2 separate regions of the Homo sapiens genome follow, and region 1 is linked to region 2. Evidence: read pairs that join two places in POLR2A ChIA-PET (ENCODE). Cell type or tissue: PC-3. All regions are shown on one strand. Links, peaks and the distances in the headings refer to the core of each region. The heading gives the core; the rest is flanking DNA.

What was found. Peaks named below come from ENCODE experiments on the same cell type or tissue, not always from the same donor. Only the 100,000 strongest peaks of a DNase experiment are listed, where the experiment ranks them.
Region 1: POLR2A ChIA-PET joins it to region 2 with 7 read pairs; 7 of 35 experiments call an interaction of 5 or more read pairs at or near these places.

What each region holds. Positions count from the first base shown.
Region 1 is chr15:75,440,047-75,445,481 of GRCh38, forward strand. All of the region lies in intron 1 of SIN3A (SIN3 transcription regulator family member A), which reads right to left. Among named protein-coding and RNA genes, the nearest start is that of SIN3A, 8.9 kb to the right of the region's middle. RefSeq lists a silencer at 957-1,106. In PC-3, for the core only: no CTCF peak of the experiment used is centred there; no DNase peak of the experiment used is centred there.
Region 2 is chr15:74,863,780-74,869,018 of GRCh38, forward strand. All of the region lies in intron 1 of SCAMP2 (secretory carrier membrane protein 2), which reads right to left. Among named protein-coding and RNA genes, the nearest start is that of SCAMP2, 7.0 kb to the right of the region's middle. RefSeq lists an enhancer at 1,781-2,712. In PC-3, for the core only: no CTCF peak of the experiment used is centred there; a DNase peak (open chromatin) is centred at 2,492; H3K4me3 peaks cover 444 bases; H3K27ac peaks cover 1,346 bases.

The DNA of each region.
Region 1 (5,435 bases), core at 436-5,435, 580 kb after region 2:
AGGCTGAGGCAGGAGAATTGCTTGAACCTGGGAGGCGGAGGTTGCAGTGAGCCAAGATCACGCCAATGCACTCCAGCCTGGGCAACAGAGCGAGACTCCCTCTCAAAAATAAATAAATAAATAAATAACTTTAAAAAAACCCCATATCGTTATTACTTACTATTTTAACAAGAATGTAAGTAGCAAATTTGTTTTTTTTTTTGAGACACAGTCTTACTTTGTCACCCAGGCTGGAGTGCAGTGGTGCAATCTCAACTCACTGCAACCTCTGCCTCCCAGGTTCAAGCAATTCCTGTGCCTCAGCCTCCCAAAGCAGCTGGAATTACAGGTGTGTGCCACTACACCTGGCTAATTTTTGTATTTTTAGTAGAAAAGGGGTTTTGCCATGTTGGCCAGGCTGTTCTCAAACTCCTGACCTCAAGTGATCTGCCCGCTTCAGCCACCCAAAGTGCTGGGATTACAGGTGTGAGCCACCATGCCCAGCCTTAAGTAGCAAATCTAAATTTTTATTCCGTACTTTCCTGGACACTGGGAGATATAAATATCCAAAATGTGCAACATCCTTTAAAATGCAACCAAGTACTCATCAAATGTCATGCATGAACTTGGAACACAGCCATTCTATAAATTTTTTGTTTCTTTTAAGAAACAAGGGGTCGGGCGCGGTGGCTCATGCCTGTAATCCCAGCACTTTGGAAGGCCAAGGCAGGCGGATTACGAGGTCAGGAGATCGAGACCATCCTGGCTAACAAGGTGAAGCCCCGTCTTTACCAAAAATACAAAAAATTAGCCAGGCGTGGTGGCAGGCGCCTGTAGTCCCAGCTGCTCGGGAGGCTGAGGCAGGAGAATGGCGTGAACCTGGAAGGCAGAGCTTGCAGTGAGCTGAGATCGCGCCACTGCACTCCAGCCTGGGTGACAGAGCGAAGACTCTGTCTCAAAAAAAAAAAAAAAAAAAAGAACAAGAAAAAGAAACAGGGTTGGCCAGGTGCAGTGGCTCACGCCTGTAATCTCAGTACTTTGGGAGGCCAAGTCGGGTAGATCACGTGAGGTGAGGAGCTCAAGACCAGCCTAGCCAACATGGTGAAACCCCATCTCTACTAAAAATACAAAAAAATTAGCCGGGCATGGTGGCGTGTGCCTATAATCCCAGCTACTCAGGAAGCTGAGTCAGTAGAATTGCTTGAACTTGGGAGGTGGAGGTTGACCGAGATCTCGCCACTACACTCCAGCGTGGGCAACAGAGCCAGACTCCGTCTCAAAAAAACAAAAAACAAAATAAAAAAAAAACAGGGTCTTGCTCTATTGCCCAGGCTAGAGTACAGTGGCATGATCATAGCTCATTACAGACTGCTGGGCTCAAACAATCCTCCCACCTCAGCTTCCTAAGTAGCTGGGACTACAGAGTGGCTAATAAGAAAAAAATTTTTTTTAGAGACAGGGTCTCCCTACATTGCACAGGCCGGTCTTGAACTCCTGGCCACAAGCGATCCTCCTGCCTCAGCCTCCCGAGTAGCTGGTGTATACCACTACACTTGGCTTCCACTCTGTAAACAGGTACACACCACCACGCTTGGCTTCCATTTTGTAAATTTTGATTCCAGGTTTCAGGTACAGCTCTAGTAAGGTTCTAGCTTATCACCTCTGGGTCTTTTTTTCCCTTTCTGCCCATCAAATGAAATACTTTGAAAACTCACTTCATAATTTTGTTGGAGAGAACAGTCATCTTCTTTGCTCCATAATCATAAGCATTCTCATTTTTAGACTAATAAATGTCAATCAGAATGAACAATCCAGGCTGAGCGTGTGGCTCTTGCCTCTAATCCCAGCACTCTCAGAGGCCGAGGCGGGTGGATCACGAGGTCAGGAGATTGAGACCATCCTGGCTAAAACGGTGAAACCCCATCTGTACCAAAACTACAAAAAATTAGCTGGGTGCAGTGGCACGCACCCGTAGTCCCAGCTACTCGGGAGGCTGAGGCAGGAGAATCGCTTGAACCCAGGAGGCAGAGGTTGCAGTGAGCAAAGACCATGCCACTGCACTCCAGCCTGGGTAACAAGAGTGAGACTCTGTCTCAAAAAAAAAAAAAAAAAAAAAAAAAAAAAAAAACTGATTTTTTTTTTCATTTTTACATAATTTTTCCTTCTAACCATCTTTATACATATACGTAACTTTGGCACCTGTCCACTTACAAACTGCATCAACTAAGTTTTGGTGTACAAATATCTTGAAAGATGAAAGAATACTATCATACATCTTTTTGGCAAAGTGCAGTGGTTTTGATTGTTTTTTTTTTTCATTTCTTAAAAATAGAAATGGGGTCTCACTATGTTGCCCAGGCTGGTCTCGAACGTCTGGGCTCAAGCGATCCTCCCACCTCAGCCTCCCAAGAAGGTGGGATTGCAGGCATATGCCACTGCACCCAGCCCAGTTCTGATTCTTATAAAAAGAAAATCACATTCTAGCTGGATGCCTATAGTGCCAGTTACTTGGGGGAACTGAAGCAGGAGAACAGCTTGAGCTCAGGAATTTAAATCCAGCCTGGGCAACATAGTGAGATAGATCCCATCTTTAAAAAAAAAAAAAAAAAAAAAAAAATTCACCGCTGGGCATGGTGGCTCACGACTGTAATCCCAGCACTTTGGGAGGCCAAGGCAGGTGGATCACCTGAGGTTGGGAGTTCAAGACCAGCCTGACCAACATGGAGAAACCCCATCTTTTACTAAAAATACAAAAAATTAGCCAGGCATGGTGGTACATGCCTGTAATCCCAGCTACTTGGGAGGCTAAGGCAGGAGAATCCCTTGAACCCAGGAGGCGGAGGTTGCGGTGAGCCGAGATTGTGCCATGGCACTCTAGCCTGGGCAATAAGAGCAAAACTCTGTCTCAAAAAAAAAAAAAAAAAAAAAATCACATTCTAAACTCATCTAGGGTACAGTCACATATGTATATGGGTGGAGACAGAATCTTGCTATGTTGCCCAGCCTGGTTTTGAAGTACTGGGCTCAAGTGATCCTCCCATCTCAGCCTCCCGAGATGCTAGGATTACAGGTGCACGCCACCATGCCTGGCTGAAGACTCTTATTTTACAACTTGGTTTATATAACTTTACCGTCATCCTAACAGTCTAGAGTACTACTGTCACACAGCATTCATCTACTAGTTCCTCTGAAATGTCTTCTGTAGTCAGTTTTCTTCTCTTTGCCATTATAGGAGGAAGATGAAAAACTATGGATTTTTAAATATGTCCAATGAAAGCTTAAAAGTTGAAAAATAGTATAAAAATTACCATGTACTCCTTCACCTAGATTCTCCAAATGTTAACATCTTACATAATGTTTAAGATGGTATCTCCCAACTTCTTTTATACTTTCTTGAAAGATGCTGTAGGCTGGGCATGCTGGCTCATGCCTGGAATCCCAGCACTTTGGGAGGCTAAGGTGGGTGGATTGTTTGAGCCCAGGAGTTCGAGACTAGCCTAGACAACATGGCGAAACGTTCTCTCTACAAAAAAAATACAAAAATTAGCCAGGTGTGGTGGCACATGCCTGTAGTCCCAGCTACTTGGAGGGCTGAGGTGAGATTGCTTGAGTCTGGGAGGCGAAGGTTGCAGTGAACTGAGATTGCGCCACTGCACTCCAGCCTGGGTGACAGAGTGAGACCCTGTATCCAAAAAGAAAAAAAAAGTTGCTGTAAGTTTTGGGAAAAGCAATAAGAAAACTGAAGGGCTGCGGTGCACACCTATAGTCCCAGCTACCGAGGATGCTTAGGAGGGATGATCACTTGAGCCCAGAAGTTTGAGGCTGCAGAGAGCTATGATCATACCACTGCCCTTCGGCCTGGGCAACAAAGCGAGGCCCCATCTCTAAAAACTGAAGTGTAAAACTAATGATTTATTTCACTACTGCATATCCTTTTAAGCAATTCTATAATTCTCCCTTTGTCATATTATTTTAGTCCTCTTTAGCATATTTGAGAATTGATGAGTAATGATGAAATAATTCCTAGGATGATGAAATACCAAAACATTTCAATATACAGGAAAAATAAGATCAGTAAAACTCCACAACATTGTTTCGATGTACAAGTGGTAATAGCTAAAATGAGTTTATTCCTTTGGAAAAAAAATAAATTTTCAGGCTGGGCATGGTGACTCATGCCTGTAATCGCAGCACTTCGAGAGATAAGAAGTTTGAGGCCAGCCTGGCCAATATGGTGAAACCCCATTTCTACTAAAAATACAAAAATTAGCTGGGTATGGTGGTACACACCTGTAATCCCAGCTACTCGGGAGGTTGAGGCAGGAGAACCAGTTGAACCCAGGAGGCGGAGGTTGCAGTGAGCCAAGATCGCGCTACTGCACTCCAGCCTGGGGATGGAACAAGACCGCATCTCAAAAATAAAATTAAAAATAAAAATAAATTTTCTCTTTGCTGTTTTGAAGACCTCCAATAAATAAAAGTCATGAAATATACATCTTTACAAGTAGTTAGTACTGCTTTAAAAAAAAAAAGCAAAACTCAAAAACTAAAATTGAGTCCAGACCAGGTGCAGTGGCTCAGGCCTGTAATCCCAGCACTTTGGGAGGCCGAGGTGGGCAGACTGCTTGAGCCCAGGAGTTTGAGACCAATCTGGGCAATACAGACTTCGGTGACACTGATGTTACCCAGACATTTCTTACTACTGTAGGTAGAAAATGAACAGAAATTTAGTTAAATTCAAAATGTATTAATAATTGTTATCAATGTTGATTTTCTGATTTGATCACTGTATTGTGGTTTTAAAAGATGCACTTGGGGAATCTAGGTGAAGATTATAGGGCTATTATTTGTATTATTTTTGCAACTCTCTTTGAAGTCTAAAATTATTTCCAAAGAAAAAGTTTTTTAAAAATTAAGTATTAGGCCAGGCATGGTGGCTAACACCTGTAATCTCAGCACTTTGGGTGTCTGAGGCAGGTGGATTGCTTGAGTCCAGGAAGACCAGCCTGAGCAACATGGTAAGACCCTATCTCTATTTAATATAAGAAATATAATCTTTCAAAATATCTATAAGGCCAGGTGCAGTGGCTCATGCCTGTAATCCCAGCACTTCGGGAGGCCAAGGCAGGTGGATTGCCTGAGGCCAGGAGTTCAAGACAAGGCTGGTCAACGTGGTAAAACCCTGTCTCTACTAAAAATACAAAAAATTAGCCAGGCATGGTGGTGGCGCCTGTGATCCCAGCTACTCAGGAGGCTGAGACAGGAGAACTGCTTGAACCTGGGAAGGGGAGATTGCAGTGAGCTGAGATCGCGCTACTGTACTCCAGCCTGGGCGACAGAGCGAGACACTGTCTCAAAAAAAAAAAAAAAAAAAAAAAAATTAGCCAGGCATGGTGGTGGGTGCCTGTAATCCCAGCTACTCGGGAGGCTAAGGCAGAAGAATCACTTGAACCCAG
Region 2 (5,239 bases), core at 1-5,000:
CTGCCTTTGAGAAGCAAATAGTACAGAGAATCACACAGAAGCCAGGGCAAGAGGTGATGGCACATGATCAGCACTGTAACAGGGTGAGGGCAGACACAGGGTGAGACACAGTGTGATCATAGAGGAGAGAGTAATTAAGCTGTCTGGGAGAGTCAGGGAAGGCTCTACTGAGCTGGAATCTGAGTTGGATCTTGAGAGATGAAAGAAACCTAGCAAACAGTAAAGAGGAAGGCAAGAACCACACTTGCAAAGCCACAGGATCTTTATTTATTTATTTATTTTATATATGTATATATTTTTGAGACGGAGTCTCACTCTGTCGTCCAGGCTGGAGTGCAGTGGCGTGATCTCAGTTCACTGCAACATCCGCTTCCCAGGTTCAAGTGATTCTCCTGCCTCAGCCTCCTGAGTAGCTAGGATTACAGGTGTGTGCCACCATGCCCAGCTAATTTTTTGTATTTTTAGTAGGGACAGGGTTTCACCGTGTTAGCCAGGATGGTCTTGATCTCCTGACCTTGTGATCCGTCCGCCTTGGCCTCCCAAAGTGCTGGGATTACAGGCTTGAGCCACCGCACCTGGCCGAGAATCTTTAAAAAGAGCTTGCATGTGTTCAGAAGAGAGAAGGTTATGGAGGCTGTGGAGGGGTGTGTGGAGAGAAGAGTCTGGAGTATCAGGGAACCAGTCTGAAGAGGGTGGGGCCAGATTGTGGGACTTTGGATGTTGCTCTACAGGCAACGGGGAACAACTAGAGATTTGCAGTCAGGGGTGACATGATCATTCTATCAGCAGTGAAGGGAGTGCAACAGCATGGTAGGACAACAGCGGGAAGACTGGCTAGGACACAACTGTCAACATGGGTGAAGTGAGGACCAAATTGAGGGACAGCAGCTGGGGATGGAGAAGAGGAACAAGAGGGACTTCAGAGACCTTCCTCACATCAATCCCACAGGCTCAGCAACTCTCTGGGTTGGCCTGGGAATGGAAAGACTACAGGGCAGGAAAGGGAAGGGAAAGAATAGAGTTGAGGCCAGGCACAGTGGCTCACGCCTGTAATCCCAGCACTTTGGGAGGGTGAGGCAGGTGGATCACTAGAGGTCAGAAGTTTGAGACCAGTCTGGCCAACATGGTGAAACCCCATCTCTACTAAAAATACAAAAATTAGCCGGGCGTGGTGGCACATTCCTGCAATCCCAGCTACTCAGGAGGCTAAGGCAGAAGAATTGCTTGAACCCAGGAGAGGTGGAGGCTGCAGTGAGCTGAGATCACACCACTGCACTCCACCCTGACTCTATCTCAAAAAAAAAAAAAAAAAAAAAAAAGGCCAGGCACAGTTGCTCACGCCTGTAATCCCAGCACTTTGGGAGGCCAAGGCAGGTGGATCACCTGAGGTCAGGAGTTTGAGACTAGCCTGGCCAACATAGTGAAACCCCATCTCTACTGAAAATACAAAAATTAGCCGGGCGTGGTGGCATGCGCCTGTAGTCCCAGCTACTTGGGAGGCTGAGGCAGGAGAATCGCTTAAACCCAGGGGGCAGAGGTTGCAGTGAGCCAAGATAGCACCACTGCACTCCAGCCTGGGCAACAGAGCAAGACTTTGTCTCAAAAAAAAAAAAAAGAAAAGAAAAGAAAAAAGAAAGAAAGGAGTGCCCAAAATAAGTGACTGTGGGAGAGGAGGAACAGGTTTTTCAAGGGTGGGTGTGGTGGGGTAGGGAGAGGATCCGAGAAGATATTGAGTCAGGTTGGAGATAGCTGTGGAATATTTCTGGTTGGAAGGATTGGGAAGGTGCAGGTGTGAGTTTGAAATAGTGGTCTGAGCTCAGGAGGAAGCTGAGAACTAGAGATCTAGATCTGGGATCGCTGAAATGTGGATGCTATTCTGAAGTCATAGAAATGAAGGTATAAAGTGAGAACAGGGTAAACCCAGCACTTTGGGAGGTTGAGGCAGGATTGCTTGAATCCAGGAGTTCGAGACTAGCCTGGGCAACAAAGTGAGACCTCATTTCTCCAAAAAAAAAAAAAAAAAAAGCCAGGCACGATGGTGTTTGCCTGTAGTCCCAGCTACTTGGGAGGCTGAGATGGGAGGATTTCTGGAGCCTAGGAGATTGAGGCTGCAGTGAGCCGTGATTGTGCCACTGCACTTCGGCCTAGGCAACACAGTGAGACTCTGTCTCGAAGGAAGGAAGGAAGGAAGGAAGGAAGGAAGGAAGGAAGGAAGGAAGGAAGGAAGGAAGGAAGGAAAGGAGGGAGGGAGGGGAGGGGAGGGGAGGAAAAGAAAAGAAAAGAAAAAAAAGAAAGACAAAGTTTAAGTTCTGAACTTCCAATAGCATGAATAAAAACAAAAAAAGAACTCTGGAATACTCCTAAATGTATGAGACAGGAAGTGAAAACAGGCTGAGGAAGGTGAGAATTATCAGGATAAAAGAGGCCAAGGATGGAGAGAATTTCAAGAGACTGGCCAAACAAGCATGTGAGTCACAAGCAGCAGACGCATCCCAGGCTCATGACTCCCTAAGAGACCATTAAGATCTAAGAGTGAGGACATGCCTGGGGGTGCAGGGGTAAGAGTGGACACAGGAGTACAGGGATGACAGCAAGCAGGAGCGACTTTTGGTTCTTGGCACTACTTCACCCAAAAATACTCTGTTTTCTGGCCGGGCGTGGTGGCTCACACCTGTAATCCTAGCATTCCGGGAGACCGAGGTGGGTGGATCACCTGAGATCAGGAGTTTGAGACCAGCCTGACCAACGTGGTTGAAACCCCACCTCTACGAAAAATACAAAAATTAGCCAGGCATGCTAGTGCACGCCTGTAATCCCAGCTACTCGGGAGTGTGACTCTGTCTCAAAAAATAAATGAATAACCCTGTTTTCCCATCTGCCAGGCTTTCTGCTTTCAGTCCAAGCCCTCTGTGCCACAGGTCTCTGCCCTTCCTCCTGAGAGCCCTCCCAGCTCCTTTGGACACTGCCCTGATCCCACTTGTGATGTGCTGTCACTCTCAGTGAGCATTTATTTTCTTTCTTTTTTTTTTTTTTTTGAGATGGAGTCTCGCTCTGTCATGCAGGCTGGGGGGCAGTGGTGCAATCTCGGCTCGCTGCAACCTCCGCCTCCCGGGTTCAAGCGATTCTCCTGCCTCAGCCTCCCGAGTAGCTGGAACTACAGGTGCCCGCCATCACGCCTGGCTAATTTTTGCATTTTTAGTAGAGATGGGGTTTCACCATATTGGCCAGGCTGGTCTCGAACTCCTGACCTTGTGATCCGCCCGCCTTGGCCTCCCAAAGTGCTGGGATTACAGGCGTGAGCCACTGCGCCCCAGCCTCAGTGAGTATTTCTTAGCTCTCCTGCCAGAAGCCATTGATCACATACTGTGCTCATTTACCATGGTCTCCTGCACAGGCCTGCAGAGCAGCATGACCTCAGTGATGTGCACTAACGTGAACATCTCAAAGCAGCACTTGCTGGATGGGTCACAGTTTGCAAATGTGCACAGCACTCTTCTCTGAATGAACAGCAAGTACCCCTTGTTTGTCCTGGTTAAATATTACCATTTCTCTGAAATTAAGATTATCTTACCCCAAGTGTTTCCAAAGAAGACTTAACGGAAGAGTCAAAGTTCACCTATCTCTCTACCCAAGTTTTAACACCCAGCCTGGCTCCAGGTGCCAACCATAAAGGCAGGAATCCTATCTGGGCAGCTGTCTGTAGTCACAGTGAAGCTGTAAGAACCCTGCCATTTTCAAATTTCTTGAGACAATGCTCTGTTACACAGGAAAGTTCTACCAGGTCCATCTGGTTATTCCAAGAATTCCCAAAGTTATGGTCAAGCTGGGGCCAACCCTCTCTGGGAAGGTCCCACTGTCTGCACAGGGAAATTCAAGTAACTTTGTTCACACCCAAATCACGTTTCTGCCACCACTTCTTCCTTCCACAGGAGAGAAATATTTCAAATCCTTGGGAAGCAGCCACAACACTGAGATTATCTTTTAACTGCAAGGAGGCAATGTGTGAAAGTGATATTGTGTGACTTGGCAACTTACAAACACTGAAAGGTTTTCTCTGTTCAATGCCACCACCTATTCCACTTCCTCTCCTTGAGATCAATGCTGTCTGCCTGGGATAATCTGGCAGAAGTGCTGAGTGGGAAAGCAGCCCTAGGCACTTGCCTGGGTGGTCTGATTTTTAGTGGACTGCTGAAAAATGGACAGTACAATGACTCCCTTTAGCTTTCCACCCCTTCATCACCTGACAAGACTTAATGAGAAACTTTTGGGAGCAGACACCCTGGATCATTCCAAAGCAGAGACCGAAATACTCAGAGGGTACAAAGCAGCTGCCATAACCAACAGAGGAATTAGGGTGTGCCAGTGGAGGCTGTGAAATCAACAACACTTGGCTTGCAGTTTCCTGCTTCCTCCTAGGAGGTGGGCAAACCTCTGTGGCACACTCATATCTTAACTTCCCATTCACAGCTCTTTCTGTGCAGGAAGTTTTCTAATCATCCCGATCATAACCACACGCAAGGAAGAGGTCATAAAAGCACATGCCCACAGTGCGGGGTGGAAGCAGGCACTTAATAAAGAACCTTGGATGAGGAAGTCAACTAAATGGTGCACTGGGAGTTTCAAAGGATATAACGACTGAGCAGAAAACAGATTCCATGGTCGAATAACCTTGAGAAATGCTGGGTCAAATAAAGCTGAGCCAATGTCTTTTTGTAGGATTTCTCAGAGCCTTTAACAAACTAACAGGCCTTGTGAATCTTTATTTTGGTTTGTTTGTTTTTTGAGATAGAGTTTCACTCTATTACCCAGGCTGGAGTGCAAAGGCACTCCTCAGCTCACTGCAACCTCCACCTCCCAGGCTCAAGTGATCCCCCTGTGGCAGCCTCCCGAGTAGCTGAGCCCACAGGTGCATGCCACCACACCCAGCTAATTTTTTGTATTTGTTGTAGAGATGGGGTTTTGCCATGTTGCCTAGGCCATTCTCAAACTCATGACCTCAAGTGATCCACCTGCCTTGGCCTCCCAAATTGCTGAGATTATAGGTGTGAGCCACCATGCCTGGCCAAGCCTTGTGAATCTTTGAAAAAACAAACAGGCTGGGCACAGTGGCTCACGCCTGTAATCCTAGCACTTTGGGAGGCTGAGGCGGGTGGATCACCTGAGGTCTGGAGTTCGTGACCAGCCTGGCCAACATGGTAAAACCCTGTCTCTAGTAAAAATACAGAAATTCTGAGCGTGG